Linked DNA regions of Mus musculus: region 2 is linked to region 1. Evidence: chromatin loops called from intact Hi-C (ENCODE). Cell type or tissue: heart. All regions are shown on one strand. Each heading gives the region's core, and the rest is flanking DNA. Links, peaks and the distances in the headings are about the cores only.

The links. Hi-C counts contacts between places; a loop is a spot of excess contacts. Peaks named below come from ENCODE experiments on the same cell type or tissue, not always from the same donor. Only the 100,000 strongest peaks of a DNase experiment are listed, where the experiment ranks them.
Region 2: it touches region 1 in a loop (2.4-fold over the local background); 7 of 42 quality-filtered maps call a loop at or near these places.

The regions. Positions count from the first base shown.
Region 1 is chr13:111,677,629-111,693,622 of GRCm38, reverse strand. It overlaps Mier3 (MIER family member 3), which reads right to left and starts at 7,445. Exons shown (of 13, transcript NM_172593.3): 1 at 7,269-7,445; 2 at 5,771-5,795; 3 at 2,242-2,387. The coding sequence starts at 7,277. In heart, for the core only: no CTCF peak of the experiment used is centred there; DNase peaks (open chromatin) are centred at 6,712 and 7,362; H3K4me3 peaks cover 2,188 bases; H3K27ac peaks cover 1,679 bases.
Region 2 is chr13:111,453,031-111,469,024 of GRCm38, reverse strand. Gpbp1 (GC-rich promoter binding protein 1) reads left to right here. Exons shown (of 13, transcript NM_028487.5): 3 at 2,055-2,174; 4 at 15,529-15,652; 5 at 15,778-15,994. The coding sequence starts at 2,112. Among named protein-coding and RNA genes, the nearest start is that of Gpbp1, 29 kb to the left of the region's middle. In heart, for the core only: a CTCF peak has its summit at 7,463 (motif pointing left); no DNase peak of the experiment used is centred there.

The DNA of each region.
Region 1 (15,994 bases), core at 6,208-8,707:
TCACAGGGCACGCTGACTGCAGATCACCTTGGTAAACTACCCAGCCCATTACACCTCCACCTCTGTCTGTAAGAAAGGAAAATACCATTATTTTAATCTGATGCTCATGTTAGAAATTAGGATACACACTACTACCAACCACATGTTCATCTGGGTTATTTCTTATCCAATGGGACATTTTACTGTCAGTAACGGGGAAATGAGTTAACACTCTCCTGGCATGCATGATGCACTGCTGGGTAGGTGAATCAAGACTGTGATGCAAGCCAGGCGTGGTGGCGCACGCCTTTAATCCCAGCACTTGGGTGGCAGAGGCAGGTGGATTTCTGAGTTCGAGGCCAGCCTGGTCTACAAAGTGAGTTCCAGGACAGCCAGGGCTACACAGAGAAACCTTGTCTGGAAACAAACAAGGACTGTGATGCAGATCACATTCAGTACCTAATACAGTATTCCTGAGACTCTCCAAAACAACGAATACGCAATCTTTACATCTATAATCTTTAATCTTCCACAAAACCTAGTGGAAAGGATGATTTAAAGTTTCTTATTTAAACTTCTAAGTTTTTAGACAATTTAATAACAACCTTTTTAAGAGCTACATCTAAATCTAGAACTACTAAATTAAAATCTCAAAAAGCAGTTATGTGAAAAAAACAAAATTTATAAAGCTTATGATAAAGCCTTACTTTGCTAGAACTAAAATAATAAGTAAATTCCGGCCACACAATCTAAAAGTCACAGAAGAAAAGCTAATTTTGCATCTCTATTCTTCTTTTCCACACCACATAAGCATGACGGCCAAAAATTTGTAAGCACTAAATTACATTCATAGACAACACTCTAATTAGTATAAAAATAAAAACTTCTAATTTTTGAAAATGAACATTAATATCCTATCCCTGCAACTGTTGAAATACAGCAATGCCTAAATTGTAGTTTCAATAAAGATCAATATATTAAATTACATAGAAACATCAAAATATAAACTTTCTGCAAGCTTTACCCTTTCTTTTATTCGTTTTTGTGTTTTATTAAATAGCAATAAATAGAGACAGCTACACTTTACTGAAGAAAGAACCACTACTCAGGATGTAGCAGGAACATTTGGTCTCCTGTCAAATGCACACTAGAAAAAAACTAGCCATCTCAGTTTTCAGAAAAATTTAAAGATCATTATATTCTGCCAAGAAGCAGAACCATCTAGAGACACCGATACATAACTTTTCTAAATGTAGAAATTCAGAGGTGGGTGATACAATGCAATTATCAGCAGATACATAGAAAGAAAAACTACATATTTTTAGGCTGGCCTAGAGCCCATTATATAGCTCAGGCTGGCCTTGAACTCATGATCGCGCTGAAATGCTAGGAATGCTAGGAATAAAGAGGCATGAGCCACCACTTCTGTCTTTGGAGATACTTTTTAAATGAATAAACCTAATCATAATTACCATGGATTAATTAATCATGTGAATGAAGGTGCTTCCAAAACTTCAGGTGTAGTGGAGCAGCCTGAGAGAGCAGGCCGTGAAGACGGTTTCCCTGTACGCTACTAGGAAGAAATGACTACTGTACTGTTTATGTTTGCACTCTTTAAAAAAACCCAAAAGCACAAGAGTGGTGGGAACTCCAACAATTGATACTCTTGGCTATTATTCCTGAAGGCTTTTGTTCCTGTGAGCTCATCAGAAATTTTCAAATGGGGTTAACTTACAGACAGTGGAATCCTCCAGCTTTCCAAGGTGACCCTTTGCAAGAAGACTTCTGCTATAGGCCTAGTGCAAGGGAAGGCTTAAAATGCAGTTCATTTGAATTTATATTGACTTTGGACTTAAGAAGTTGTGAACGGCACTCAATCCAGAATGTTTGGAAAAGATGACTGGAGGGTGCAAACGGAATATTGCCAATTTACATTTGAAAGTACAGTAAAATCTGTTCAGTGTCTTAATAGCATCTAAGTTTCTTAGGAAGGAAAAGATTTCCCTACTCTGCTACAGGACTAAGTTAAGCTCAAGGCTGACCCTCACTGTTCTTGGATAAGGTAAAAAATGACGCTAACAGATAAATAATGAACATGTTCTGACTATACTATTCTCAAAATAATGAGGAAATCTGTAATATTAGGTTCGAAAAAATAAAAAGGTGCATAAAATAGTTCAGAAAGGTTCCAGAAGAAGTTACGATAAAATGTCTAAGTCTTTACCAAAGTGTGGGTGTTCTAATGCTACAGGAAGCCTTTACCTTCTCTAAGTCTTCAATTTCAGAGCTGAAGTTCTTCCCGTCGTCCATCAACTCTTCTTCCTCTAGAGTTCTTTCATCATCATAGTCATGAACTAGCATCTCAGCAGTGGGGTCAAAGTCATGGTCCTCAGAAGACAAAGACCCAACTGCAAGGAAACATACACCCGCCGCAAGGCCAGTTACGAACAAAGAAAAACGTCTGCTGCTCTTCCAGATGCTTTTGATATTTATATGTGAATTTTATTAAATGAATTTGCTATCCACTTTATGGGTTGTAAAGTAAAACTATATATGGTCTTGAAAAAGATATCTAAACCAGCAAAAGAACAAGGTAGAGTATTCACAAACACTTTTACGGGCGTCCAGACCATGAAAAGAACAAGGTATAGTATTTACACTTTATAGGCATCCATACCATGGAAAAGGAAACATGTAATCCTAACAAAATTACTTCAATGGCATGTTCTGAAGCGGAAAAATCAAAATTCTTACTAGTTATAATTTCCTTAAAATAGCAAGAGCTAGCTGGGCACACAGCAATGTGGCACAATGCCTGTCTGGATTACATGGGCTCCTGGGTTCAAGTCCTAGTACAGCCAAAAGACAAGCCAAATGACCAAACATCAGAAGTTCCAGGAATGGGAGACTTCCAGAAAAGAGTCAACAAACTAACATTAACATTTCAGAAGAGATTATATATTTTACATTAATTATAACCCTAAACAGACACAAATTCAATAGAAAATTGGCTTTTAAGACAAATACTTCTATGAAGCAGCTATATATAACAATTAAGTTTGTTTATTTGTTTGTTTGTTTGTTTGTTTGTGAGACAGGGTTTCTCTCTCTGTATAGCCCTGGCTGTCCTGGAACTCACTTTGTAACCAGGCTGGCCTCGAACTCAGAAATCTGCCTGCCTCTGCCTCCCAAGTTCTGGGATTAAAGGCGTGCGCCACCATTGCCCAGCAATTCTAAGATTTTTAAAAGCAATCTAGAACATGGATTTGCACTTTTAATGCTTGTCTGATTCTGAGGAATTTTAAGATCTGAATAAAGTGATTCTATGGTGGCGCACACCTTTAATCCCAGAACTTGGGAGGCAGAGGCAGATGGATTTCTGAGTTCAAGGACAGCCTGGTCTACAGAGTGAGTTCCAGGACAGCCAGGGCTGCACAGAGAAACCCTGTCTCGAAAAACAAACCAAACAAACAAACGTCTTAGATTTATGGGAAGGTAACACAAAAAATTCTATCTGTAGGTTTTGGAAGACATCCCACGGCCAAGTTGCTACTGTCAGTACAAACTTGTTTAATACCATAGTTTTAAGAATGTAATCAACTAGTTCAAAAATAAGTAAATAAATCGGATCTTCTGCTCCCAGAGAATGAGACAAGCTCAGGGGAACACAGGCCTCCCTCCCTGCCTGCCTCCATTGGTTTTACGCTAGGACTGAATGCAATGGGACCAGTGAAGCTCAGAGCTTGGGAAGAGGGATCCTGAGACCCAAGGGTGTGGCCAGGTATACGGAAGAATATTCAACAGTTTGCTCTGTTTTTAAGAAAGCTATTACTCGTTTAAAATTTCTAACATTTAAGGGCCATGCGAGATCATTACCAAAACAGTGAACTAGGCCCAAATGTTCTCATGGTGGAGAGGTTCCAACTACAGTTCCATGTTTCTGAGTTCAGAGAATTATATGCATTAGCCCACTCCTATTCCCACAAATACAAATTTCCACTTCCATAAGACTTGCAAGGTTTTGTTATTTCTTTAAAGCTAAAAAAAAATAGTATATGCTCATTTTTGTTGAAATAGATATTGCTTTTAGAGAATGAAATATTTACTCATTAGCTCAAAACCAGAACACCACCTTTATAAGTTTTCTTTCCTGAGAAACATCTGTGGTATGCCAGTGTCGAGGATAAAACAGAAGGCCCTGAACTCCTGGCTTTGTGACTTGAGACTTGAAGCAGGCCATTCAAAATTCCTAGGTCTAGCTTGGGTTTTCATTTGTAAAATACACAGGGCTAAAGGCAATGATCTGTGAGTCCCTTCCAGATCTAAAATTCTCTCTATTGACTAAGTCATTAAAAACTAAGTGTCTGCTTAGATACTAAAGCCACACTGCCTTTTGGATTTTTATTGAAATTGCAACTTCTTACAGATAATGATGCAAAATGGAAAATTATATTATCATGTTCAAATCATGTATATAAATATTCTTTCCCTGAACTTGTGTCATAAGAGCTGCTTGTCTCAAAGTTAGGAAAAATTTAAAAACACTTGTACAGATGTCCACAATGATTTTACAATCACATAATCATTCTATTATTTTACCTCCTTAAAAGATACCTAAATAGGTCTTTGAAAGTTAGCTAAATACAAAAAGTAAGACTGCAAGGTAAGTAAGTGGCTTGGTCTCTCTAAAGCAGCATGTAAAGAAATTCTGCAGGCCGGGCGTGGTGGCGCACGCCTTTAATCCCAGCACTCGGGAGGCAGGCGGATTTCTGAGTTTGAGGGCAGCCTGGTCTACAGAGTGAGTTCCAGGACAGCTAAACCAGAGAAACCCTGTGTGTGTGTGTGTGTGTGTGTGTGTGTGTGTGTGTGTGTGTGTGTGTGTGTGTGTGGCGGGGGTCATCTGGAGTGAGCCCGGGGATAATGGCAGAGAACTTGCTTAGCCCTTGGTAGTCCCTATACAAAAAAGGGGGAAAATTAAGCATAGACTCCATTATGCTGGGTGACTCTTTGCAAAACAATTCTAATTGCCTCCAAGTACAATAAAGGGGTTGGAGAATTCCAGAGGCACTTTTCTGGAACAAGTGGGACAAGGCAGCTAGAGAAAGTTTGAGAACCTAAAACAGTTTAGCAGATAAGGAGAGAGAGAGAAAGACTACAACCTCCCTCCCATGTAGGCACACCCGCGCAGATTCCGTGGACTCCTTTTATTGGATCCTCAATATATTTTCTGGCTTCTGTACTAGGTAAGCTAACCATATTAATACGTCTCTGTGCAAAACCAGGAAGACACACATTGCTTTTTTCCTTTATTATTAAGGTAGCTTTACCTAACCCAATTTTCAGTTTAAATATAACAGACACTTGAGAGCCATAGTAAAGAAAAATGGAGTTAAAAGCTAATAATCCAAGTTGCCCCAAGTTCTGACAAGTTAAAAGGACAATTTATTTTTAATAAATAAAAATAAAACAAGCTGTTAATTTGTAGAAGGTTGATTTGGGATTCATTATTTCCAGCTTAGAGTCAAACAATAAAAAAAGTTATGTGAGAATAAAAGACTTTGTAATAAGGTTTCTGGGGTACTTTTTCCACCGTGCACTGAGCACAACTATTCCCTCCTCTCTAACAACGTAAAACTACATTGGAATTCTTTAAGATCCAAATGATGAAAAAATATAGCAGGGTACATTTCTGTGGTTGTACAGAGAATCCTTTTACCAGCCAATCCTATCTCCCTCTGGGACAACCCCCCCGACCCCCGACCCCCGGAAGAGGTAAGAAAATTGAACAAACCTGGGCTCGAACTTCCAAAGGAAGCCTGGGAGAGTGAGAGAGAGAAAAGAAAACTGTGAGGTTGAATCCTGTAGCAAGGAAAAGGAGGCAGCGCAGGCAACAGGGCGCAGAGGGGGCGGAGCCGAGCGCTCCCAGGCAGCTGCCAAAAAGTGCAAGACGTAGCTTCGCTCCAATCGCTCCCGGCCCCTTTCGGGCCCCCTCTTGGCTGCCTCGCCTTCCTCCCCAAGTCCCCAGTGTACAAACTCGCAGACTCCGGACGAGGGCTGGAGTTGAAACGGGCAACTCCGAGACACCGTTTAGAGCTCGGCAAGTTACAAAGCCGGGAAGCCGAAGCCAGAGCTTACCCGGCTCGCAGCATCAATCCTTCATCCCGGGCATCTCACGAGTCCCCCGACTACAGCAGCTCACCCAGCTCTCCGCTGGCCCTAGAGCAACTCCTCGAAACGCAACCCCGTCCCCTAGGAGGGTCTCACCCTCTGAGACACACACACACAGCCTGCCCTTGGAGTGCGCGGGCGCCCCAACTCCAGGGTTTGTCGACTGCCCCAAGCGTAGGCCAGCTCGACCCTGACACTGGTCCCCAACCCAACGCGGGAGCACCCTCCCGCCCCCACCTCCCCACCCCCACCCACCAGCCGCTGAGGTCGGAGGAGCCGCGACCACTGAGTCTGGGACCAGCCGGGTCCTCCCCCGGGGGAGCGGTCGGTCCCCGGCCCGCCAGCTCGGCCCTAGCACACACAGCTCGCTCCTGCCCAGCCCCGGTGCTCCCATCACGCCGCCCCCTCCCCCAGCTTGCCCGTCCCAGGGGAGCCCGGTGCCCGGCAGCCCGGGTCGCCCGGTGCCCCCCCCCCCAAGTCCGGCCCGGGGTAAAGAGACTCTCGGGCCGCTCGGCGGGCGAGGGCGTCGAGGTGTGGGTCGGTCTCTGCGCCCGGGGACGCCGCACCTCGCAGGCTTCGGGGTAGAGAGTCCCGCTCCGCTCCCGCTGGCCTCGGAGCCCCCGGTCAGGAGAGGCGGCGGGCGGCCGGATTGCCGAGGGCCGGGTCGGCTCACTCCGGCGGGGCAGTGGCGCAGCCCGCTCTCCGCGCTGCATTCCAGCCGCCGACCGAGGATCGGCCGCTCTCCACCCACCCCGATCCCGGGAGGAGGCGCCGAGCGAACGGCGGCCCGCGTCAGCCGCCCCGGCCACGGCCCGGAGGCTACCCCGGCCCGAGGCTCGCCGCCGCCGCCCTCCGCCGCCCGGCCCCGCCGCCCGGCCCGGCCGGGGTCGGAGCCGCCGCGGCCTAGTCCCGAAGGGAGACCGCTCCCGCGCCCGCTCCCGCCCCTCCGGCAGCCTCGCCGCGCCTCGCCGCCGCCCCGCGCCCCCCATCCCCCGTCGCCGCCGCGCCGCCTTCCGAGGACCCGCGGGAGGAGCCGTGGCTCTCGGGCCGGCTGCGGGGCTTCGGAGGGCCGCCCGGCTCCCGCTCCAGCACGGCCGCCGCTGCCCGGTTTCTCCGCTCACCTCCGCCATATTGGTACCTTTAGGGCGAACGAGCAGCGCCGAGCCCAGTCCCCGGATGGGGCGCCTGAGCCAATCGCAGCCGCCGCCGCCGCTGCCGCCGCCGCGGCCCGCCAGGCACCCGCCCGGAGGCAGAGGCGGCTCGGCCCCTTATAGGGCAGGCCGGCCCGCGACGCCCCCGGCCCGCTCGCACACCCACGCCGTCCGGCGCTCCCGCGGCCGCCGCTCCTGCACGCGCCCGCCCCGCGCGCCCACGGCGCTCTGCCCCGGCTGGAGTAAAGTTCCAGCTGAACTGCGGGCGAGCGCGGGGACCGGCCGGTGGGTGCGGTGGGGGGGCCGGAGGGAGGGAGGGAGGGAGGGAGGGCGAGCCCGGGGCGGGGGAGGAAGGAGGGTGGCGGGAGACTCGGAGGAGGACTCGACGGACTTTCCCGAAGTGAGAAGAGTACGCGATGGCAAGTGAGCGAGCCGCTGATGGGCAAAAGAGGAGAGAGACCCGGACAGGAAGCAGGACGGCTAGGCACCTGCAGGAATGGAATGCGCATCGGCGTTCAGTGGCTTGGAGTGAACTGTGGAAGTAGACATTTGCCAGACAGGCTCTGGAAGATGATGGCAATTCAGAAGGCAGAAAGACTGACAGACGGAGCCAGACATGATGAGCGTGCTTGCGCGACATTCATAGCCTGTACACTTTTTTTTTTTTAAAGACCAGTTCTAGGAGTTATTAATCACAAATAGTCTAGAAGATGACCCGAAGATATACACTTGATAAACCTTTTAAAAAGCAGAGTGTCAAAGACCCTGAACCAAATTGCAAAAACTGCCTCTCACACCTACCTCGGGGGTAAATAAAAACAACATTGTTTGAGATTATACATACAATAAATGTGGTCTCCTGGATAAGTGGATACATGGAAGAGAGAGAGAGACTTAGCAGATGTATCTGTTTCTGCATAGGCTTCAAGAAATAATCCTGTGTATGAAAACAGATCCATGAGAAGATAATATACAAACAGGAAGGTGTGCTAAGACCTTACAGGGGCTTAGAGTGTCCGTGAAGACCAGAGCTCTCCTCCCAGATGCCTGCCAGGAGCTTGTAATAAATATTAATGGCAAAATGAGGTTTGCACTGTAGCTTCATAAATTTAAGCATTTTTAAGATGCTAAAACTTTTCATAACTTTAAACCTTAATTACACTGTTCAGGTTTGAGCCTAGGGTCTCCAATTCCCTCACTGGATGAGGATGGAGATGGGTTATGGGAAGAAGCAACGGTTACTTTTAAAGAGGATTACCAAGGCAAAAAAAAAAAAAAAATCAACCTAAAAACACGGGTAAAAGTTATTTATTCGTGGAAATTTTACAGAAGAAAAAAGTCACTCAACTTCAAAACATCCAAAAGACATGGAAAATTACACTTCCCCTACTGTGAATGATATCACAAACTTTTGTCCAATCAAATAACTCAAAAACAGGCTTGGCACATGTTGTCCCTACCATCTTCAACGAGGCGTTCAAAGTTGTAAAAGTTAAAAAACAAAACAAAACAAAAAACCCTGTGGCTTGAAATGGAGCAGAGTGACCAGGGTTAGTGAGGGGCAGTGCGCACCCACACCCTCTGATAAAGCCAGAAAGCACTGCTCAGCAGCTCGGCTCCAGCCAGGTAGCCAACAGCCTGCCCCTTATTTACATCATAAAAAAAAAAAAGTTTCATCCTACAAATTTATCACATCCTCACAAGTGTGGCCTTAGATTCTCCTGGCCAATTCTGAGAAATATATGGCCTTGCAGTTCTCCATGAACAGAGTAGTAAGGTTTCTTCAGGTTCTCTTGACATTTTGACAGCTTTGACGAATTGTATTGTATATAAGCAAAACTTGAAAAGGTAACCAGGGAGCCTGGGCTTAAATATTAGAGGTCTCAATTTTATCAAATCCATGAGCAAAATAACAAAATTTCAGAAAGCAGTCATGATAGAAATAGCAGCAGCTGCAACTTCTGCAAGTGTCTGTTTGCCTGGTTCTTAGAAACCTCATCAAACTCTCCACGAGTCTGGAAAGTCATTATCATACTCTCCAGTAGCAAGAGGTGCTTTTCCATCCACAGTTTGGGCAGAGCTCCAGCCGGTCTCCTTTATCACAGCCTGCACCAAGCTGGTGTAGGCTGCAGCTGCTTTGTCTCAGCATGGCCTAGAACGGTGGAGGCCTTTGCTGCCAGGGATGCCTGAACTTTAGGGTTGTTAAAATGGAGCCCTCTTTATAAACACGTTCACCTCTTCAATACCAGAGAAACTGTTCACCCCTAACTTCTTTAAGGAGAACTGCATTTTTTTTTTTTTAAATCATCTGTCAGTGGCTCCTTTCCCACCAATGCACAATTGGACCTACAGTTTTTTTCTGGTTCACGATCTTTCCTTTCATCTTGTTGGAGTAGAAATGGAGTCACACTGGGGACTAGGGGTTCATTTGGGGGAGGGGGGTTCTCAGGTAGACCAGCTGAGACAAAGCACACACAAGCCAGGACACGAGCCAGCAGCTCAAATTAGCAGATAAAGCAAACAGCTTTCCCACTGTTCATCACTAGAGAAAGACGTTTGCTACCCCACCTTCACCACCCCTATTCAATAAAGCTACATAGATGGATCTTTCATTCTTTTTAACAAGACTTCCAAGTGTTGGTTGGGATAAAATGTCCTTTCCTTCCCCTGACTTGAAATAAGTGTTTGTGTCATTGCTGCTTTACAGTACTTTGTCACTGAACAACAGGTGCCATTATATAGACGGTCCTACACGGGTGTCTATGACACAGACGTGCCTGCAGGTCAGACACTATATATAGGACCACCATGAAAGTCCATGTTCCCCAACGACTATGGGTAAAGTAATTCGTATAGGTGACAGATGGAGTGAGAACAAGGGAACTTAAAACTAAATAAACTAAATAACAGTACCCTGTATGAATCACAATGTACGAAGACTTCCAGTCATCTTTAGAAAAACATAAATGTAAAAACAGAGAAAGGGCGAACCAATGAAATTAACTGGACCAGGAGGCTGACACCATAGAGAAGATGGGGAATACAGATGCTGCAGGAGAGCATAGAGCATGACAGGTGCACTGGAAATGCTGCGGCTCCACACATTTCAACACCAACAGTAAGTAAAACTGGTTATTTGATCCTTGTCATCTTTGAGAAGATACATGGAAATTCTTCAGCAGAACAGATTGTCAGCATACTTTAAATGTCTTGCCCGGGCCATACATTAATAGTAATTTCGGGAGCCGGGCGTGGTGGCGCACGCCTTTAATCCCAGCACTCGGGAGACAGAGGCAGGCAGATTTCTGAGTTCAAGGCCAGCCTGGTCTACAGAGTGAGTTCCAGGACAGCCAGGGCTATACAGAGAAACCCTGTCTCAACCCCACCCCACCCCCACCCCCAAATAGTAATTTCGGGAAATACCCTCTTCCTTTGCCAGGGCTTCAAAAGCACTAGCCAGTTTTGTGACCTGTTTTGTGGAGTTTTCATCACGAAACTACTCTGAAAATGGTTTGTGGTAGCGTTACAATAATGCAATATCAATATTTAGCTGTCTAGAGACACCCTCTGACCCAAGGGAAAATAATGAGCTGCCCAAACTTTATGCCTCCAATTAAAAGTGCCTATCAGTCAAGCATAACCAACAAAGGAGTGAGGCTGACTGGTGTAGACAAAAGCCAGAGACAGCAAATGCAGACGTGGTCTATGCTGCCCGGCAGAATGGCAGCAAAGCCTCAACCAACTGGCTCTTGACCCGTGAAAAGGTGGAGCCAGAAGTTAAGTAAATCCCAGGAGCAGCTAAGAAGCAAATTTATGTGACGTTTCTTGTTTGGTTTTTTAAGTTTGTCAACTAAGAAAACAAAAAAGACTAGGTGCTGTGTATATACTTGTCTCAGCAAAAACGATCTTGACCCCAGGAGTCCAAAGCCCAAGTAATGTGGCAAAACTCAGTCTCAAAAAAACCAACCAGCCTGGCATGGTGGCACACTCCTTTAATCCCAGCACTCAGGAGGCAGAGGCAGGCAGATTTCTGAGTGTGAGGCCAGCCTGGTCTACAAAGTGAGTTCCAGGACAGCCAAGGCTACACAGAGAAACCCTATCTCGAAAAACCAAAAAAAGAAAAAAACAAAAACAACCAAAGTGCCAGGCAGTGGTGGCCCACGCCTTTAATTCCAGCACTTGGGAGACAGAAGCAGGTGAATTTCTGAGTTCGAGGCCAGCCTGGTCTACAGAGAGTTCCAGGACAGCCAGGGCTACACAGACAAACTGTGCCTTGAAAAAAAAACCAAACCAAACCAAACCAAACCAACCCAACCCAAACACCCGAAGCTTCTTGCTCTCTTGCTCTGTCTTCTTGTCCCTCAGTGCCCCTCTCTCCATGTGTTCATGGCCGGCCTCTACTGCTCTCTCTCTCTTTCTCTCTCTCTTTCTCTCTCTCTCACTCTCACGCTCTCTCTCTGCCTCTATTACCCTCTTAACTCCCCCCATGCCCTTAATAAACTCTATTCTATACTTAAAAAAAAAACAAAAAACAAATAAAAGGCACGGATAAGTATATCATGGTCATCCCATGACCTTCCAACATAAATCCATAAATTCTGGCCTGGGGGCTGGAGAGATGGCTCAACAGATAAGAGCACTGGCTGCTCTTCCAGAGGACCCAGGTTTAATTCCCAATATCCACGTGACAACTCACAACTGCACTCCAGTGCTGGGGATCTGATTCTTACAGACCTACATGCAGGCAAAACACCAACGCACATAAAAAACAAAAAACAAAACAAAACAAAAAAAACCCATAAAAGTCTGACGTAGGAAATCCACTAAAAGTTACCTCTTGCTAGGGGCTTATCTCAGTGGTAGAGGGGCTACATACCATATGCAAAGCCCTGAATTCTACCCCAGGACAATCCCCAACACCAAATCACCTCTCTGTAAGACTTTGAATAGATTATAATGATAGTAACTCAGGCCAGCACCAAGCCATGCTCCTTTCTTTGTTTTCTAACTGTATCTACTTCTCTAGAATTAGCCTGAACACTTCTTCTGGGAAGAGTGGTTCCATCTAAGGAGGTGAACTGACCATGATAAAGCTTTGCCTAATAAGAATTACCTACAAAAAAGAGTCACCGGACTTACGGAATGCCTCTCTGTATTGAGGAAAACTATTGGAATGACTTACCTTTTGCAGTCTCACTAACCCAATGACGGGCAGCTGTGAATGGCAATTTCGAGAATCTAGGAATTGCTCAGTCCCACCAGGTTCGGTGTTGTAGCTGGTTTCTGTATAACTGGAATCCTGAAGTAGCAGTTTCCAACAGACGTGCTGGCAGGTAAGTGCAAGCAGCTCAGGAAGAGCAAATCTTCGTCCTTACATAGGTCTCCAGCAGGTGTGGCTCAGATGAAAGGTGTGTATCACCACGCCTGGATCTGGGACTTGATTTGTTCAAGGCTGACCTTGTACTCAGAGACCTCCTTGCCCTAGTCTCCTGGGATTAAATGTGTGTACTACCTTACCTGGGCCTAAACTTTTCAAGGCCACCATGCCTCAAGATCTCCATATCAAGATCCAGGTCAGAAACCTGTTTCTTCTAGCCTCAAGATCTGGATCACAGGTGAGCCCTCCATTTCTGGATTGTAGTTCATTCCAGATGTAGTCAAGTTGACAACCAGGAATCCTCATTGCAATTTAATATGGTAAGTAAAAGAGGACTGTACACAGATTTTTTTTTTAAAGTCTTCTCGGATGAGGTAAAGGAGTATGGTCCACAGACATGAGCATTTCTCCAAGAATCAAGGCCATCAAAACAAGATTCATGGCCAGGCAGTGGTGGTGCACGCCTGTAATCCAGATTTCTGAGTTCGAGGCCAGCCTGGTCTACAGTGCGTTCCAGGACAGCCAGGACTGCACAGGGAAACTCTGTCTTGAAAAACCAACCAACCAAACAAACAAAAAACAAGATTCATTGAGCTGACATATCCTTATTAGTGGCTCCAATTCCATCTTCCACCTCCATAATTTTCCCTTTATTTAAGTGACATCCTCAACATAGATGTTTTTAACTTTATCTGATTGTGCTTGTATGAGTGTTTTACCTGCATGTATTTTGAATAACTCTTTCATGCCTGTCTCTGTCTCTGATCTGGAGTTAGGGAGGGTTGTAAGCCACAAAGTGGGTGCTGGAAGCTGAGATGAAGACTCCTGCAATAACAATGACTATTCCTAACAGCTGAGCCATCTCTCCAGCCCTCAAATATGTGTGTGTGTGCGCACGTGTGTGTTTTGAGACAGGGTTTCTCTGTGTAGCCCTGGTTGTCCTGGAACTCACTCTGTAGACCAGGCTGACCTCGAACTCAGAAATCCACCTGCCTCTGCCTTCCAAGTCCTGGGATTAAAGTCATGCACCATCACTGCCCAGGTGAAAATATTTCAATAACTGTGCTTCCCCTCACAAATTCAAGTTGATATCCCTTTTAATTTGTGTTTGTGTGTTTCTGTGCATGCACACATGTGTATCCTTGCTTGTCTGTCTGTGTACCATGTATGTGCAGGTACCCATACAGACCAGAAAAGGATGTTGAATCCCCAGGAACCAGAGCCATAGTCCATTTTCATATGTTCTATGTGGTTACTTGGAACTGAACCCAGGTCCTCTGCAAGAGTAGCAAATTCTCTAACTTTCAAAGAAAAGCACACAGCGTGGGCTCACCTGTGTGCATGGGGTGGGGTGGTGGTGTGTGTGTCGTGGACATGGAAACTGAGTCATTACAAAGGAAAACATCTTGGGTAGTAGAGAGAAAGGGTTAGGGATTCTATCTGATAAAAGGCATATGGAGGGACTGCTTTGGAGAAGGAAGGGGACCAGTGGGCATAGGGACACGGGTGACAGCTGTGGGGGTATGCATGAGTGAGAACTAAGTGCAATGACACAAATCTACAAACTATGGAATAACAGAACACATTTACAGGCTGACCTGAAACACTGTTTCTTCTTTGACATTAGGAAACTTTACCCAATTCTCTTCTCTTTGAACATCCATTCCCAATCCATTCTAAACAAGCACACTATGATTTATGTTGCAGAAATCTTTTTCTGATATATTACTTTCTTTGCAGCAGAAAATCCCTGAGTTGACCGTCAAGATTAATTTTCTCCAGATTGTGTTATCAGTCTAATTATTATCAATTTGCCATTTATCAAAACAATATATGTGTGTTATATTTTCATTAAAGCTTATTGAACAAAATTACACTGAAGTCAATCTCTCAATTGGGCGAACAGCATCTTTGAACACTAATGCATGTCTTTGTTACTGAATGATGCTTAACTCTAGAATAAAAATTTAGTGTCAACTGTATTCTTAGCCTTTATACAGTATAACCTTTGGAAAAGGATATTTATAAAAATGCAGAGCTTGAAGAGGGTGCTATCAGTAAATCATCACTTGAATTCTGAAATCTTTTATTTGCTTCCTGGGTTTGTTTGTTTCTTTGTGTTTGTTGTTGTTTTGTTTTGTTTGGTTGGTTGGTTTTAGTTTTGGTTTTTTGAGACAAGGTTTCCCTGTATAGCCCTGGCTGTCCTGGAACTCACTCTGTAGACCAGGCTGGCTTCAAACTCAGAAATCTGCCTGCCTCTGCCTCTCAAGTGCTGGAATTAAAGGCGTGCGCCACCACTGCCAGGCTCTTGTTTTGTTTTTCAAGACAAGGCTTCTCTGTGTAGCCTGAGCTATCCTGAAACTCAGTTTGTAGACCAGGGTGGGCTCAAACTCAGAGATCCACCTGGCTCTGCCTCCTGAAGGTTTGGGATTAAAGGCGTGTGCCACTACTGCCCAACCTCTTTGAAATCATTTAAATTAGCATTCATTAGAATTCTTCCTAATCTGCCTTCTGTCTGCCTTCCTGGCATTCTCTCTCAAATTTTACTTGGAGGCTGGGAGAAAGCTCCGATCTTAAGAGTCCTTATCATGCAGACCTGAGGATATGATTTAAAAATCCCCAGCACCCTCGTAAAAGCCAAGCAGGACTACACATGCCAGTGGCCCCAAGAATGAAGGGTAGAGATAGGTGAATCCTGGGAGCTCATCAACTAGCCAGCCTAGCAAAACAGTGCGCTTCTGGAGCAGTGAGACCCTGCCTTAAGGGAAAAGGGTGGAAAGCGATAGAGGCACACCCAACTCCTCCGACTTCCATACCCATGCACGTGGCCATGCTTAGCCACACGCCCTGGTACATGCAACCCATAATACTAAAAAAACTTTTTTTTTTTTTTGTTTGTTGGCTTGTTTGTTTAAGACAGTTTCTCTGTGTAGTCCTGGTAATCCTGGAACTCGCTCTGTGGGCAAGGCTGACCTTGAACTCCGAGATTCACCTCCGCCTCCCACTGCCAGGACTAAAGGCAGGCGCCACCACAGCCTGACAAAGCCCCATATTTTTTAATGATGTATTAACTGGAGTTTGTTATCGAAGATAAAGAATTAAATATTATCTGACTAGCAAAATGATTATTCAGCTCTTCAGTCTTTTCTAATTGTATCCAAGTCAATATTACCAACAAAAGACCACATAGATTACATATATTAACCACCCCACTTCCCCTCCCCCTCCCTTCCAGACTTCTGTTAACCTCAACAGTCTCCAAAATGGGGCAAGATGGAAGTGTTATGAATTTCATACTCTCTTGCAGTATTTGTAAGTA
Region 2 (15,994 bases), core at 5,945-8,444, 220 kb after region 1:
GCTTTAATACATTGTTCCTGTTGCTTGTTTTCATTGAGGTAAAACTTAAATTAACATCTAAGTTGTATGTTTTTATTGATAACTTAGTTCCACATCCATGAGGTACTTACATGAAATTGTGTTTACCTTCCTAACAATTTTTATGTATTTAGCATAATGTGTTTACCTTCCTAACAATTTTTAGCATTTTCCATTTCATCCTTCCACCAGTTCTTGCTGATCTTTTCCTTTCGGTCTTTTTTTTTTTTCTAATTGTAGCTGTTTTCTGACACACCATTGAATCCCGTTACAGATGGTTGTGAGCCACTATGTTGTTGCTGGAAATTGAACCTCTGGAGGAGCAGACAGTGAGGCTGTCTTTCTAGCCCTAGATTGATTTATTAAGAGAGATAGCTGGAATCATGCGATTTTTTTTTTTTTTTTTTTTAAATTTGTGTTTGCCTTTTTTCTAGTAGCATTTAACATACACTTTATATATATATATATATATATTTATATATAATACACACACCTATATATGTATATACATATATGTATATTTATATATAATTTGTTTTTTCAAGGCAGTTTGTCTGTGTACCTCTTGTCCTGGAACCTTCTCTGTAAATGAGGCTGGCTTTGAAATCAGAGATCACTGCCTGCTTCTGCCTCCTAAATTCAGGGATTATCAAGGTGCTACTTGGCTAGTTTTAGCTTGTTTATGCTCATGCCATATACTGGTATTTAAGTTTTTAATGACTAACATTTCATTGTGTGCCACATTTTGCTTATTCTTTTGTCCATGGAAATGTGAGAGTCTGACTTTTGACAATTGTGAGTGCTGAAAACATTGGTATACAGATTGCTAAGCATGATCAGTTCTATACAAATTGCTAAGCATGATCAGTTCTTTGATCATACTGAATAAAGGCATTGTGAACAATAGGATAATTATGTGTTTAACTTTTTGAAGGATTGCCAAATGAATAGTGCTGTTGTACAATCTTAAATTCATAACTAATGTACAAGGGTCTGGTTTCCTTTTTTCTTCTTTCTAGATGGTTTCTGTTTAGTCATGGCTGTCCTGGAACTCACTATGTAGACTAGGCTAGCCTCAGAAATCTGCCTCTGTCTCTGAGTGCTGGGATTAAAGGTGTGAGCTGCCACACCTAGCTGCAACTGATCTTTTTAATAATTAGAACATTATGTGAAAAGAGAAGTTTACATGTTTGAAGATCTTACTGGGCCTTACTTGATCTTTCAGAAATTAGGAAACCTTTTCTATAGAAAGAACATGTCTAGATGGGCTGTAAGTAGACTTTGTAGATATATGAGATGAAGAAGGAAACAGAAGAAAAAGTTAGATCAGGGAGACAGTAGTAAATACCATTTGATTAAAGTCAGGTTACTTTTTTTGGGCAAAGATGAAATTGGAGAGGAACTTCTTTAATAGGGTGTTTTGAAACTGGTCTGTTTAGAAAGTTGGCTACTATCTCTCTTCCCTTTTTTGGGGGGGTTGTAGCGGGGGTTGGCAACAAGTAACTTTCAGGTCGATGATGTGGAATTTTAGTATGGGAAACTTTATTTTTTTTCCCCCTGAGACGGTGTTTCTCTGTAGCCTTGGCTGTCCTGGAACTTGCTGTATAGACTGGGTAGGCCTGGAACTCAAGAGATCTGTCTATGTCTGCCTCCCAAGGGCTAGATTAAGTGTTGGGATCAAAGGTGGTATGTGTATCACCCCTTTGTGGCTGGGAAACTTCATTTTTATTTTAGTTTGGTCTGTTGGAGTCTACTTCAGGAACTTCGTTCAAAACAATGGCCTTCTATTATGATTTAGCAATTGCAAATGGAATCTTAAAATTTGGTCATTGTAATTTAGTTTTTTTCCTTGTCTTTTGAGACAGGTTCTCTCACTATGTAACCACAGCTGTTCTGGAACTTGCTATATAGAGTGCTGGGTTTTAAAGGCATGTGTCACCATTTCCAGCCAATTGTAATTTCAGGGAGATACAAAATAAGGATATAATTTTGGCAAGAAACTACAGATCTAATTTTTTTCCATTTTTATGTGACAGGGACTTGCCATGAGGTGTTGAAGCCTTGTTTCACTGAGTTGGAGAGACTGGACCTAAATGGCGCAGCATGACTTTGCTCCAGCCTGGCTTAATTTTCCTACTCCTCCATCATCAACAAAGGTACTTCTTTCCCCTGCATCTCTGCCTTTCTGTCTGCCTCTGTTTTGCTCATGTTGTACACAAATGCATTCAAAATGTGAAGACTTGGGGTGGAGTGGAGTGTGGCTCAGTGGTAAGAGTACTCCCTCACCTGTGTAAGGCCTGTGTTTAAGTCACAATCTAAGGAGAAAAGTGAAAACAGTTTCTGTGTCCTATCTTTGTTCAAGGTGGCTTTTGTAGTGTTGAGAGTCTATGTATTTTAATTTTGATTAACTTTGAGCTTATCTTACTTTTAAAAATATTTGTATTGCTTTTCTGCTAAGTAGTAATGATACCTTAGTATACACGGTATACCTTAAGTTTGCAGAATACTTTGCCAAATATTTATTTGATCATAATATGAATGTTATGTTTTAGATTTATTCCTACTTCTTGTCCCTTGAATTTTAATTACTGACCTTGGTGTGTTATCGGCAGAAGTGAAATGATTGTGTTCCAGAGTAAAGGACATGGGCACAGTCATTCTGAAAAAAAATTAGGGCTTCTGTACTGCATCCTACTGATTTCTCTGTAAAGCTGTCTGCCTCTTTTGATATCACAACTCCTGCTAGGCTCCATTAATTGCTGGTTGGTTGCTGTGTTTTCAACAATGCCCTAGGGCATAAATTGCACCCTCTTCTGACTCAGTTTAATTAGATAAAGGGTGGTTTTTGAGGCCAGTCTTTTGAAGTTTATTCTGACCTCAGAAGGAAGTCTCTTCTTAGTTGTTTGCCTGGTTCTCTCTGTTACCTGGATTATTGGCTTAGCTTATTGCTGTTTGTTGAGAGTAGCCCAAATCTCTCTTGTTTCTTCTTTAAACTTCCTCTTGTTGTGTTTTGGAGAGTTCCTTTGAAAACTACATTTTACCATTGTAAAAATCTATTAGGTAGCTGAACTGAGAGAAATTTGGACCTCAATATTCTTGGCCTGAAAAATCTGGAATAGAACTCTCCGTTGTGAGTGGGGGTTGGGCAGAGAAGAAGAACCCTGGTTTCATGACTACTCACTTGGAATATATCCTCTTACAGTTGGACAGAATCCTTTTCTACAGTTACAGGGAGACTGGAGAGTAGGTGGTGGCTCAAGTGCTACACACCATAAAGCAATCAGGGGAGAAATGGGTAAAAACAAAATACACATGTAAAGTCTCTAAAATTTTCCTTAAGATACATAACAAATGAAGAGAGACATTGACTCAAGACATACTGATTCATAATAAGAATGGCCATAGTTCATGATATGAATTATGTATATTAACATTCAAGACACATTGGAAGTGGCATCTTTTTTCAAAATAGAGTAAGTTCTCCAGAGAGTGTTAGGAATCAACCTACCAAGTTCAGGGATTACAGGCACACACCATCACCCCTTTCTGTTCTTCCTCTCTGTCTTATTCTCTCTTCTCCTTTCCTCTTTGTATTAACAAGAGAGCGGGGAAGAACACATTTTGTTCCTTTGTACTTGTAATCTGAATCATTTTTGACCAGATTTTTCTTTTTTTTATACACTAGGCAAGTTTTTAGTGGTCACCAATTGGATAGCCTACAATATAATTCTGATTGAGTTACAGAGGTTGAGAGTCAGCTGACTTGTTAGTGGTATCTTTAAATGTTTGTTTGGTTGAGGCTATCTTACTTAACCAGGATGGCTTTGTGTTTTCAGTTTTGCTTCTTCCTTTAGGTGGAATTTCTGGTCTGTGCTACCATATCCCCTCTGACTGGTCACAAACCAGAACCCCTATAACCCTCTTCCATCTACTAGATGGACTTCCCAGGATGCCTTGCAGGACTCAGGAAAGTACTTGCTTTGTTAGCCTTAGATAGGATAGAGATGAATAGGATGAATTATTGGGAAAATCCTTTCAAAAACTTTCCCAGGCTGTCAGTGGGCCCACAGTAATTATATTAGCATAAACTCTGGAGTAGTTAAAAGAACTCATTATGAGTAAGAAAAAATAGTCTTATCACCTGGGGATTTCTACAGCTTTTAGGAGGTTTGTAACAAGGTACAGCGACAGAGAGCAAAAATATTTCATGTACTACACACACTCATAGCAGAGATCAAATTTAATAACTTGTTTCTACTCTGTATTTAAAGTTAAAGGATACCATATTTTACCTAGTTTAGTAACATCTAGCTTATTCTAAGATGTCCTCTTTAATTCGCACAAAGGAAGGAAAGTATTTTCAAATTAATCTAGATTCTAGATTAGACAGATTACTCCTTGCTAGAAACAGTCCATCTTCTACTTTATTTCTTTGTATTACAGAGGAATCCATCCAGTCTTTATCGTATTTGCTTGTTAATCTGAGCCTTTACTATGATCAGGTAGCCATCTAGTACTTTTAGTATATAGGTAGTTTTTATAAAAGTTGATTAAAAATAACTCAGGAAAATGATTTTAGTTTGCAAATTTGTTCCTTTAAAATGTGTTGAGTTAGCCGGGCAGTGGTGGTGCATACCTTTAATCCCAGCAGAGGCAGGTAGATTTCTGAGTTTGAGGCCAGCCTGGTCTTCAAAGTTACTTCCAGGACAGCCAGGGCTACACAGAGAAACCCTGTCTTGAAAAAACAAAAACCAAAAAACCAAAACCAAACCATGTTGAGCTATTTCCCTAGACAATAAAATTTATTTTGAAGATGAATCTTAGTGATCATCTAAGCTCACTGTCATGTATAAGTTTCTTTGGAGTGTTAAGTTGCTCATTCCTTTTTACATAATTAGTGTAATACTGGACTAGAATCTAGACTTGTTATTCTCTGTTTTTGACATAGGATTCATTTTGGAATTAGAGAAAAATGATGAAAATTTCATTTTGTAGACTGTAAGACTATTAATAAAAAGACTTGAAATTGTTAGGAAAGAGAACTTACTGGAGAGTCATTTATTTTTAAAATTTCATTTCCTCCCCATCTTTTTTTTTTTTTTTTTTGAGACAGGGTTTCTTTGTATAGCCCTGGCTGCCCTGGAACTCACTTTGGAGACCAGGCTGACCTCGAATTCAGAAATCTGCCTGCCTCTGCCCTCCCAGAGTGCTGGGATTAAAGGCTCACATCACTGTGCCCAGCCCCATCCTCTTTTTTTTTTTTTTAAAGACAAGATTTTTCCTGGCTGTCCTGGAACTCACTATGTAGACCAGGCTAACACTCAGACACACAGATTCACCTGCCTCTTGTCTCTGCCTCTGCCTCACTACTGCTGGGATTAAAGGCTAGTGTCACTATGCCTGACCTTATTTGTTTTTTTTCCAAGCAAGTTTCTCTGTATAGCCTTGGCTGTCCTGGAACTCTGTGTAGACCAAACTGGCCTCCAAGAGATCCATCTGCCTCTGCCTCTGCATCCTCTGCCTTAAGTGCTGGAATTTAAGATGTGCCACCACGGGCTAGGGATTAGGAGAAAAATAATTTTTTTTCTTATTTTAAAGGTTTATTATATGTAAGTACACTGTAGCTGTCTTAAGACACTCTAGAAGAGGGCATCAGATGGTTGTAAGCCACCATGTGCTTGCTGGGATTTGAATTCTGGACCTCTGTAAGAGCAGTCTGTGCTCTTAACCACTGAGCCATCTCTCCAGCCCCTGAAAAATCATTTCTTAACCCAAGGTCTCAAGCATTTTTTTTTTTTTTTAATCCTGCTGTCTTTGCTTCCCAAGTGCTGGGGTTGATTATAGGTGTGTTCCACCACATCCAAACTAGAATAATTTTAACTGTTTTTGTGCTTATTTCCCAGTGCACAGTTAAAATACAATCTTTTCTCAGAACCCTTATCCACTTTATAGGCAACCCACACCCAAGGCCTATTGGAATTTGTACACATGGGTTTCTTGATTACCCTTCTCTTTTTGTGCCATTTTGTGTGAGGTAATATAAGGCTTATTCTGTTTGTAAAAGTCTTATGACTAACATAAAACATATCGCCAAAAGCTATTTGAAAAGTAAAATTGCCATTAAAGTTTGTACGTCTTATTATTTAAACATTAATAACACAGGGTAAGGGCAGAAAATTGTTACAGTGCAGTAAACTCTTAGTGCTTTTCTAGAATGGGGAGCATCACTAATCTGTAGAGTCATTTATGATGATAGATTTTGATTCTGTTTAAGTTGAGTGTAGTTAACTCCCCATTCCAAACTTGAGGTCTAACCATGCCTGACAAGCACCAAACACTCCGTTGCTGCGCTAGCACTCTTTACTATTTGTTTATTTAAGCTTTTTTAAAAGATAGGATTTTATGTAGCCCATATTGACCTCTGAATCTGTGTGATGGGATATGACCTTTGACCTTTAAACCGTCTTCCTCAAACTTCAAAATTCTGAGATTACATATTTGTGATAGTGCCCACTGCTTTTCATTTTTGGGGACAGAATCTCATCAAGTTGCCCAGCTTAGTTTCAAACATTTTGTGTAGTTCAGCCAGGTATTGAACTTGTATGAGTCTTCTGTTTCAGCTCTCTAGTAGCTGAGCTTCTAATAGGTTCTGGACACCCAAGTTTAGTTCCAGATTTTTCTAACCAAGCAAGAGTAGTCATCAACCTGGAGCCTGTCAAACTGAAGTCTTAGGTAGTGAGCATCTGAGATTTTTTTCTTTTGCACTAAAGCAGTGGTTCTCAACCTTCCTAATGCCTGCAATCCTTTAATGTATGGTGACCCCGAACCATGAAATTATTTTTGTTGCTACTTCATAACTAAAATTTTGCTTTTATGAGTATGTAGATAGTTTTGGAGTTTTGCCAAAGGGGTCATGATGGCCACTTCCCCACAAGTTAAACTACTGCCTTAAAAAGGACAAAATACAAGCTTTTGCTTTTAGTGTTGATAAGCATATATTGTTCTTGTGCCCCCCCCCCCCCCCCCCCTTTGGGGTTTTTTTATTTGTGTTTGAGACAAGGTCTCTGTATCTTTGGCTGCCTCTGCTTGTGACCTCGTTCTTCACTCTAGTGAATTTTTTTAATTACAACCTTACAAGCCTGTAAGCTTTAATTACAAGGGTTTTTTTTTTTAAATATCATCTTATCAATAATCTTAGATTACTGTTTGTCATTAACTGCTTGTTTCTCTACTGGGATTTTCAGTTTTGTTTGTATCATGTCTCTGTTTTTAATCTTGAGTAAGTGGAACAAACATTACTATCATGTTCTTTAGTTCAGTATAATGATAGCCCTCAGTTTTTGTTTGGAATGATGTACAGATTAGATGGATTAAGGGTGATGTTAAAACGGTGGCTTTGTGCCTGAGATATGTAGTATTTTAGCTCCATCATGTGGTCAGAATATAAACTACATGTGCCTGATTATGCCTGTGCCTTAGGTCAGTTTACATAGTGTTTTTGCATATAGATCTAATTAAAACAAGTTTCAGTTTCCTTTTTACTAGTACATACTTTCATGGTTGTTCTCTGTAAGCAGTTGCTTTAAATTCTTTCTGAGTGTTAATATTTTTTCCCAAATTTTATCTTATATGTATGAGTATACATGAGTCTGCAAGTATGTTTGTGTACCATGCATATACCTGGTGTCCACAGAAGCAAGCACCTTCATCCATTTAGCCCACCTGTATCTGGCCTGCAGTAAAAGTAACCTTTCAGTAAGGTGTAGTGGCATTTACCTTTTAATTTCAGCAGTTAGGAGGTAGAGGCAGGTAAATCTCTTGAGTTTGAGGTCTGTATGGTCTGTATACCAAATTCTGCTCCAGGCCAGCTTGGGATATATGATGAGACCATGTTAAACAATAATATAAACCAAAGCATTTTGAGCTGGGGAGATGCTCTAGGTAAAAAGGCTTGCTGTGGAGTATGACAACCTGATTTTCATCTTGGAAAATCCGGTCTGTACCTTTTTAATTCCAGCCCTGTGGGGAGAATGAGACAAGTAGCCGGGTCCCTGGGAACTCCTGAGTCAGCCAAGCCTAATTGGTGAGTTCCAGGTCAGTGAGGGACCCCACCTCATCTGTTACCTTTAATATAGAAGAGATAAGCAATCCCATGAACAGGTTACTAACTTTCATAGTAGGAACTGTTAGAAAAAGAAGATCCCAGGAGTGCATTGTTAAAAGGGTAGATGAACTAGAGTTGTACCTTGCTGGCTGGCCCTTTGTATAGTGTGCTCAAGGGCCGTAGGTTCAGTCTCCTGCATTGGAAGAAGAAAGCAAGAAAGGAGGGCAAAAGGCATGTTGGCTGTAGAAAATTTAAAACAAAACACATTATGATGAAATTCTACTAGAGTGAAAAACTGCATATTTTTAGTATTATATGGCTATCAAGAGTATCATTACCACTTTGAAATTTTATTTACTTTAAAATACAAGATCTTTGTGTATCTTTGAGTGGCTTCAAATGTACTTAGTAGCCCAGCTTGGTTTGCATCTAAAGCTGACTTCAAATTTACAGTCTTCCTGTCTTAACCTTTTCCTATAGTTCATTACACTGGGTCAGCCTGGTTATTTGTTCTTTCATGACCACAGTTAAAATGCAGTGGTTATAGTAAGACTATTTTAACACTTAACTGTGTGTCTAAGTAGGCTTGTATTGAAATACCTTTTAATTGCATTTTAGTAGGATAAGGGAATCCCAAAATTCAGACTGGTAGTTTAGTTAATTGAAGTATCTTTGTGGGATATAATGTACTATGTAACTTTTTTTGTGTGTTTATATAATTTTTATTGAGGTACAGTAGTGTTCAGAGAAAATAGAGGAAACCATTTTTGTATTTGGAAACAGTCTAGCTAGCCTCAAAGTCTAGCTGAGAGATGACTTTTACTTTTTTTCTGGCCTTCTTCTCTCCACTTCCTGTGTGCTGGGAGTTAAAGTGTGCTTTACTGTGTCCATTTTTGGCATTCTAGGGATCAAGTCTGGTGATAAGCACTCTACCCACTGAGCTGTATTCCCAGTTCCTAATTCTAGGAATTAAAAAATTCTTTTTCATTAATGACTTATTTGTTCTTTAGTCTTTAAGAGTTGCATTGTGTCCTACAATATGGTCTGTTTTAGAAAACAGTTCTTGGAGTGCTGAAAGACAATTTTTCAATGTTGAGGTCTAATGTTCTATAGAGACTCATTTGCAAGTAGGGCTACGGGTTGGGAGAAGAGAGATAATTTCCCCTAAAGTATTAGAACCTCATAAGTTCCTGTAGATAACTCATTTTACTCATTTAAGACTGCCCCCCACCCCTTTTTTTGGCCAGGCTGTGGTTGAGCATGCCTTTAATCCTATTTCTTGTAAGGCAGTTCCAGGACAGCCTGGTCTACAGAGCAAGTTCCTGGACATCCAGGGCTAAGTCTGTCTCAAAGGAGAAAAAATTGTCCTTTTGGTGGGGTGGTTCTGGAGTTTGAGGCCATGATCCTGTACATGCTAAGAAAGTAATGTCATACCCAGTCCTGTTTTAATGTCATGAAAAATACTATACAGAGGTTTTAATGAAATATTTAAGCATACAATCACCTACAAGGTCATATCCTAAACATTTTGCCTCATTTGTATTACTTTTGGAAATAGAGCATACTTATATATTCAACATGTCCTTACTATTTACTTCTTCACAATCTACTTCCTACCTTGTTGGGAATACTAGGCTTATGTTTCTGTGACTTATCTGTTTATGTGTTGTATTTTTTCTGAGTTACTTACTATGGGTTGGAGTTTTCTTTAGTGTCTTTAAAAAAAAAGATTTATTTATTTATATATAAATACACTGTAGCTGTCTTCAGACACTCCAGAAGAGGGCATCAAATCTCATCATGGGTGATTGTGAGCCACCATGTGGTTGCTGGGATTTGAATTCAGGACCTTCGGAAGAGCAGTCAGTGCTCTTAACCACTGAGCCATCTCTCCAGCCCTTTTAGTGTGTTTTAAGTTAAATTATTTTTCATTCTTTACAAATCTCTCTAGATATAGTACCTTAGTGTATTTTAAGTAGTTTTTCTTTTAAAGATTTATTTATTTATTATATGTAAGTACACTGTAGATATCTTCAGACACTCCAGAAGAGGGAGTCAGATCTCATTATGGATGGTTGTGAGCCACCATGTGGTTGCTGGGATTAGAACTCAGGACCTTCGGAAGAGCAGTTGATGCTCTTAACCACTGAGCCACCCCTACAGCCCAAGTTTTTTTTTTTTTTTTTTAAGGTTTTAGTAGTAATAATGTATCTCATGTTAGTCTTCTATCTAGCATTCTTGCTTAATCCATACTTTGTGGGTATTGCTGGTGTTGGTATTGTTTTTTCTTCTTTATTGTGACTGGATATTGAATCCAGGGCCTATCAAATGCAAGTGCTCTACCACTAGTAACCCTATGCCCTAGTCCATCTTGAATTTTTTTTTTTTAAAGATTTTTTTAAAAATTTATTTATTACATGTAAGTATGTAAGTACACTGTAGCTATCCTCAGATACTCCAGAAGAGGGAGTCAGATCTCATTACGGATGGTTGTAAGCCACCATGTGGTTGCTGGGATTTGAACTTCGGGCTTTCGGAAGAGCAGTCGGGTGCTCTTACCCACTGAGCCATCTCACCAGCCCCATCTTGAATTTTTTATATAGGCAATCATTTTTGAATACTAACTTTTTGTGTCTTTTTACAGTTTTGTTTCTTATTTGTATTTTACTGCACTGGCAATTTTTCAGGAGACTTTGAAAAGTCTTGCATTGTATCTTTTTTTTGCAAGCAAATAAACATATATTCTACTGTTTTGGGATGTTAGGTAGGAGACAAGTATATGACTAGTGACTTAGCAAACAGTAAAACTGAAACAGGCACTGGTTTGTCTTGCTTCCTGAGGTCTTTGGAGGTTTACAACAGGAAGGAGGGGCCTAGGAAGGTACTTCCTTTGCATCTAGTCTATAGAATCATCTACATTTATGGTAAACCTGTTTTTGCCAGGTGGTGATAGTCAACACTTTGAATCCCAGTACTTTGTGGGTAGAGACAAGCAGTTCTCTGTGAGTTTGAGGCCAGCCTGGTCTACAAAGCCAGTTCAGGACAGCCAGGGATACATAGAGGAAACCCTGTGAGCTAAAGGGATCTGCAACCCTATAGGTGGAACAACATCATGAACTAACCAGTACCGCGGAGCTCTTGACTCTAGCTGCATATGTATCAAAAGATGGCCTACTCGGCCATCACTGAAAAGAGAGGCCCATTGGACACGCAAACTTTATATGCCCCAGTACAGGGGAACGCCAGGGCCAAAAAGGGGGAGTGGGTGGGTAGGGGAGTGGGGGTGGGTGGGTATGGGGGACTTTTGGTATAGCATTGGAAATGTAAATGAGCTAAATACCTAATAAAAAATGGAAAAAAAAAAAAGAAAACCAAAAAAAAAAAAAAAAAAACCAAAAACTCCAAACATAAAACCTTACTCTTTGTTTCAGAGGAGGTTGCTATTTGATGTTCATTCATGCAAGCATGACTGTAAGAGATGGTCCATGGGAAAAGTAATAGTGGTATTGGTATTAAAAAAAAATTGGATGGGGGATGCACAGGATGGGTACATAGTAGATTTCCTCTCCCAACTACCTACTTATCAGTCCTTACACACTCTTTGCTGAACCTGACTTTTCATGTGATGTTTTAGTTTTGTCAAATACTGATCAATGGCTGGAACCATTTAATTTGTCTGGTACAACATGTAATTATTATTCCTAGCAGCTCAGGAGGTGGCCAGAATTCACCAAGCTGTGGAAAAGTGCTGGATGATGGAGCTGTGTAGGTGATATACTTTCTTTTTCTGGACAGACAAGATAGGCAGCTTAAAGTAACCTAATATTAGGTGTTACTGTTGCACAATATAACCAAACCCAAAAGTTGGATCTAGACAAGCCTATGGAGGGAAGCTAGAGAGAGAAGGGTTAAGAGATTGATTCCAGACCGGGCAGTGGTGGCATATGCCTGTAATCCCAGCAGTTGGGAGTCAGAAGCAGGTCGATTGAGGCCAGCCTGGTTTCTACAGAGTGAGTTCCAGGACAGCCAGGACTGTTGGGAGAGGAAATCTACCATGTACCCACCCTGTACACAGAGAAACCCTGTCTTGGAAAAAAAAAAAAGAAAGAAAAGAAAAAAGATTAATTCCAACATGCAAATACTGTACTTAATGAACATTTGTCACTCCAGTTTTGAGGTTGTTTTGTTAATGATAGGTTAAGTGTCCAATAGGTTTTTCTTCTGTTTAGAATGGGCTCTGGTATAAAATGATTAAGACCTTGTATTTTGGTGTACACTCAGCAAAGAGTGTACAGACTCTTTGGACCCATGGTAGATTGACCCTCACAATAACTGTGACAAATAGCACATAGCTAAATGTAACTGGTGATGTTAAATGTCAAGTGGACAAGCAGTACCAGCTCCTCTTTTCATCCATGCCAGATTTTTAGTTAAGGTGCTTTTAAACAGTCACAAGTAGGTAATCTTGAGCTTGATAAAATGCTTTTTTCCTCCTTTCACAGAGATGATATCCTGCCCTGCTCCCCACCCCCACCCTTCAGCAGCTATTTGAGGGGCAAGGCTCAGCACTCCAGGGGCAGAGGGGCAGGGGTGGGGAAAGGGGCAAGGAGTTTCAGGCCAGCCTGGTTGAGTTCTGGGACATCCAGAGCTACATAATAGACTGTTTTAAAGCAAAGGACCTAACTAAAATGTTGAATATAACTGAGTTTGGTGTACAACTGTTATCTGAAGGATAAGACAAGGCATAGGGATTTCCAGGAGATTCAGGCCAGCGTGGACAATAGAGCATGACTCTGAAGCATGGCTCTTGTAAGGAGTGGAGTATTGCTGAATGCTGCCTTCCATGCATGGCATGGCTGTTCACTCTTGATTTCATAGCAATTGTGAAACACAAGATTTTGCCTGCTCTCCTGGTGTTAGGAATGGGAGGGACTAAACAAATTCTCTCTCACCCCTTCCCTAGAATGTATAGGTAGCCAGTGGTTGCTGATAGAGCAAACATTTTCTTCACTGATGTAGCACTGTTAAGATGCCCATGCTGCTGTAAAAAGCCACCACTCTTGCTCATAAGAAGCTAAGAAACCTTAATGAAATGCATTGGGTCACCAGAAAAATGACAGAAAAAGGTAGAAAGGGGGATTAGCAGGAGTAGGAGACGAGAGAGATGGGCATAAGTACGATCAAAATGTAAGTGCCAATAGCTCTGTGTATCCAATAGCATTGAATAGGTTTTTTTTTTGAGACAGGGTCTTTCTTTCTGTAGCCACTACTGTCTAGCACTCAGATCCCTCTGCCTTGCTCTAGTACTGGGATTACAGGCCTATACTGTGTTATTTATAGGTTTTTTTCCCTTTCTCTCTCTCTCTCTCTCTCTCTCTCTCTCTCTCTCTCTCTCTCTCTCTCTCAATGTCTGGCTTTATATGTCTGTGTGAGGGTGTCAGATTTTGGAATTACAGACAGCTTTTGAGCTGCCATGTGGGTACTGAGGATTGAACCTAGGTTCTCTGGTAAAGCACTCAATGTCCTTCCTTATTCCCCAAGCTATCTCTCTCTCCAACCTCTATTATAGGCATTGATATATAATGTCAGATAATTTTTGTTGGAAAGTCATGATAGAGGATTTTATTGATGATTGTTAAGTGTTCTGGTGGTTTTTATTTTCACTTTGCTTTAGTAGTATATTAAGGGTATATTAAGGAAATTGAGTAGTTCTGTATTTATTTAAAGATAGTACATAAGGATTGGGATGTAGCTCAGTTGGTAGATAGAGTACTTGCTTAGCATTCATGATGTTCTGGTTCAGTTCCCAGTACCAGATAGACAGGGCATTGGTGATATACCCCTGTAGTTTTAGTGGAGACCTTCAGGCTTCACTCAGGTGGTCTGGGATGGGGTATCATGGGACCTTCCATATATGTAAGCACAGAGTTATGATGTCCCTGTGACTCTTCAAAAGGTTTTGTTATCTTCTTTATCCTCATTAATCTGAGGAAAACAAAAGAGATGTTTGGGATTTCATTGTGTCAGTCTGTACAGCCAATTTAGGATAAACTTTTCCTAAATGACTAAGGTATCTATCTATGTGGGTAGTTGAGCAGAGATGAATTCAAGGGTAAGGGCAGCAAAGGAGTGGATACTGTGAAGGAAGAGATGCAAAGCCTCTTGCCCTGCTTAATTACCTTTTAGGATGGATGTCTGCAAGGCCAAGTAGGAGTTTTGCTTTTAGCAAAAGATTTCAAGTCATTAGTAAGTCTATGGAGCCATTATAACTCACATGTCAGAGGTTTTGATGGTCTCAAGTTAATGACTTTTAAATCGTTTAAAATTAAGGTTTACTTACATTTTTCTTCCTTAGATATTATTTTTTTCAGTCTTTCTTCATTTCTCCAGATCTAGACAAGTATGAGCTTCTTGTTTTGTTTGTTCATGAATTTTACATCTTTTTAAAGAAGCTCCCTTGTCTTAAGGCCAGCATAACCTTTTAGGCTTCTTGGCCCACTAAGGATACATATTGAGACTTTGTCTTGAAAGAGAAGAAAAGAAGAAAGAAGGGGAAAGGGAGAAAGGGAAAGGAAAGCAAAGAAAGACAAGCAGACACTACTATATCTAGCTTGCATTTCTGATGATGTATAAATCTCCATTAACATCAGAAGTTTTTGAAGTTGGGAATTTTGATTGTGATTATATCATTTATATATATTTTAAGTAACAATTATAAGTAGCATGTACTTTTATAGTTGTAATTTTTGTAATAGTTTTTCTGTGTTTTTTTCCTCCTCTTTTTGTACTTACTACTTTATGAAGAGTCTAGGAAAATTCCGAATGTTTCACACTTAACAACAATTTTTATTTTACTTGTTCCTCCTCCTTTTACTTTTTTCTCCTGGTTTTGGTTTTGGTTTTGATTTTTCAAGACAGGGTTTCTCTGTGTAGCCATGGCTGCCTGGAACTATCTCTATAGGCCTTGAACTCACAAAGATCACCTGCCTCTGCCTCTGCTGGGAGTAAAGGTGTGTGCCACCATACCTAGCTGACAATTTCTCTTGCTGTGGAATAAAACAGAATGAAAAGGTTTATATCAAGTAGAATGTAGTACAGATTATTATACTATGTTACAAGAAAAATCAGTACATTTTAACTTGTTTTTCTTAGAGTATTTTATTGTTTCTATTGCTATAATTATTGGAAAAATAGAGGTAGTTCTTGAAATTTTCAGGAAAATGTACATTTTTTTCCCTGCAAAGCAGAAGAAAAAAAAAGAATAATGTTATTTTTCATACGTATTTCAAATACCTTGGAAGTAACTGCCTGTATTCTTAATCATTTAAATTATTAGACATAAGTTAGTGTGTTACTGGTTTTAAAGTTAAATTTAGGTTTAATAAATGTATTTGTATTTCTTGTAGTCATCATTGAATTTTGAGAAGCACTCTGAAAATTTTTCATGGACAGAAAATCGTTATGATGTGAGTCGTCGACGACACAATTCTTCAGATGGCTTTGATTCTGGTATTGGACGTCCTAATGGAGGTAATGTTCTAAGGAATAATAGAACGCATGATTTTTTTCATAACCTTTAGGATGTTTTGATTGCTATTCAGTCATTAAGTGTAACTATCTTTGAATTTATATTACTTTACTGTTATCAAATAAAGGTAATTTTGGGAGGAAAGAGAAAAATGGATGGCGTACGCATGGCAGAAATGGTACAGAAAACATAAATCATCGTGGGGGATACCATGGTGGAAATTCCCGTTCTCGTAGCAGTATTTTCCATTCTGGAAAAAGCCAAGGACTACATGAAAACAGCATCCCTGACAATGAAACTGGGAGGAAAGAAGACAAAAGAGAACGCAGACAGTTTGAGGCTGA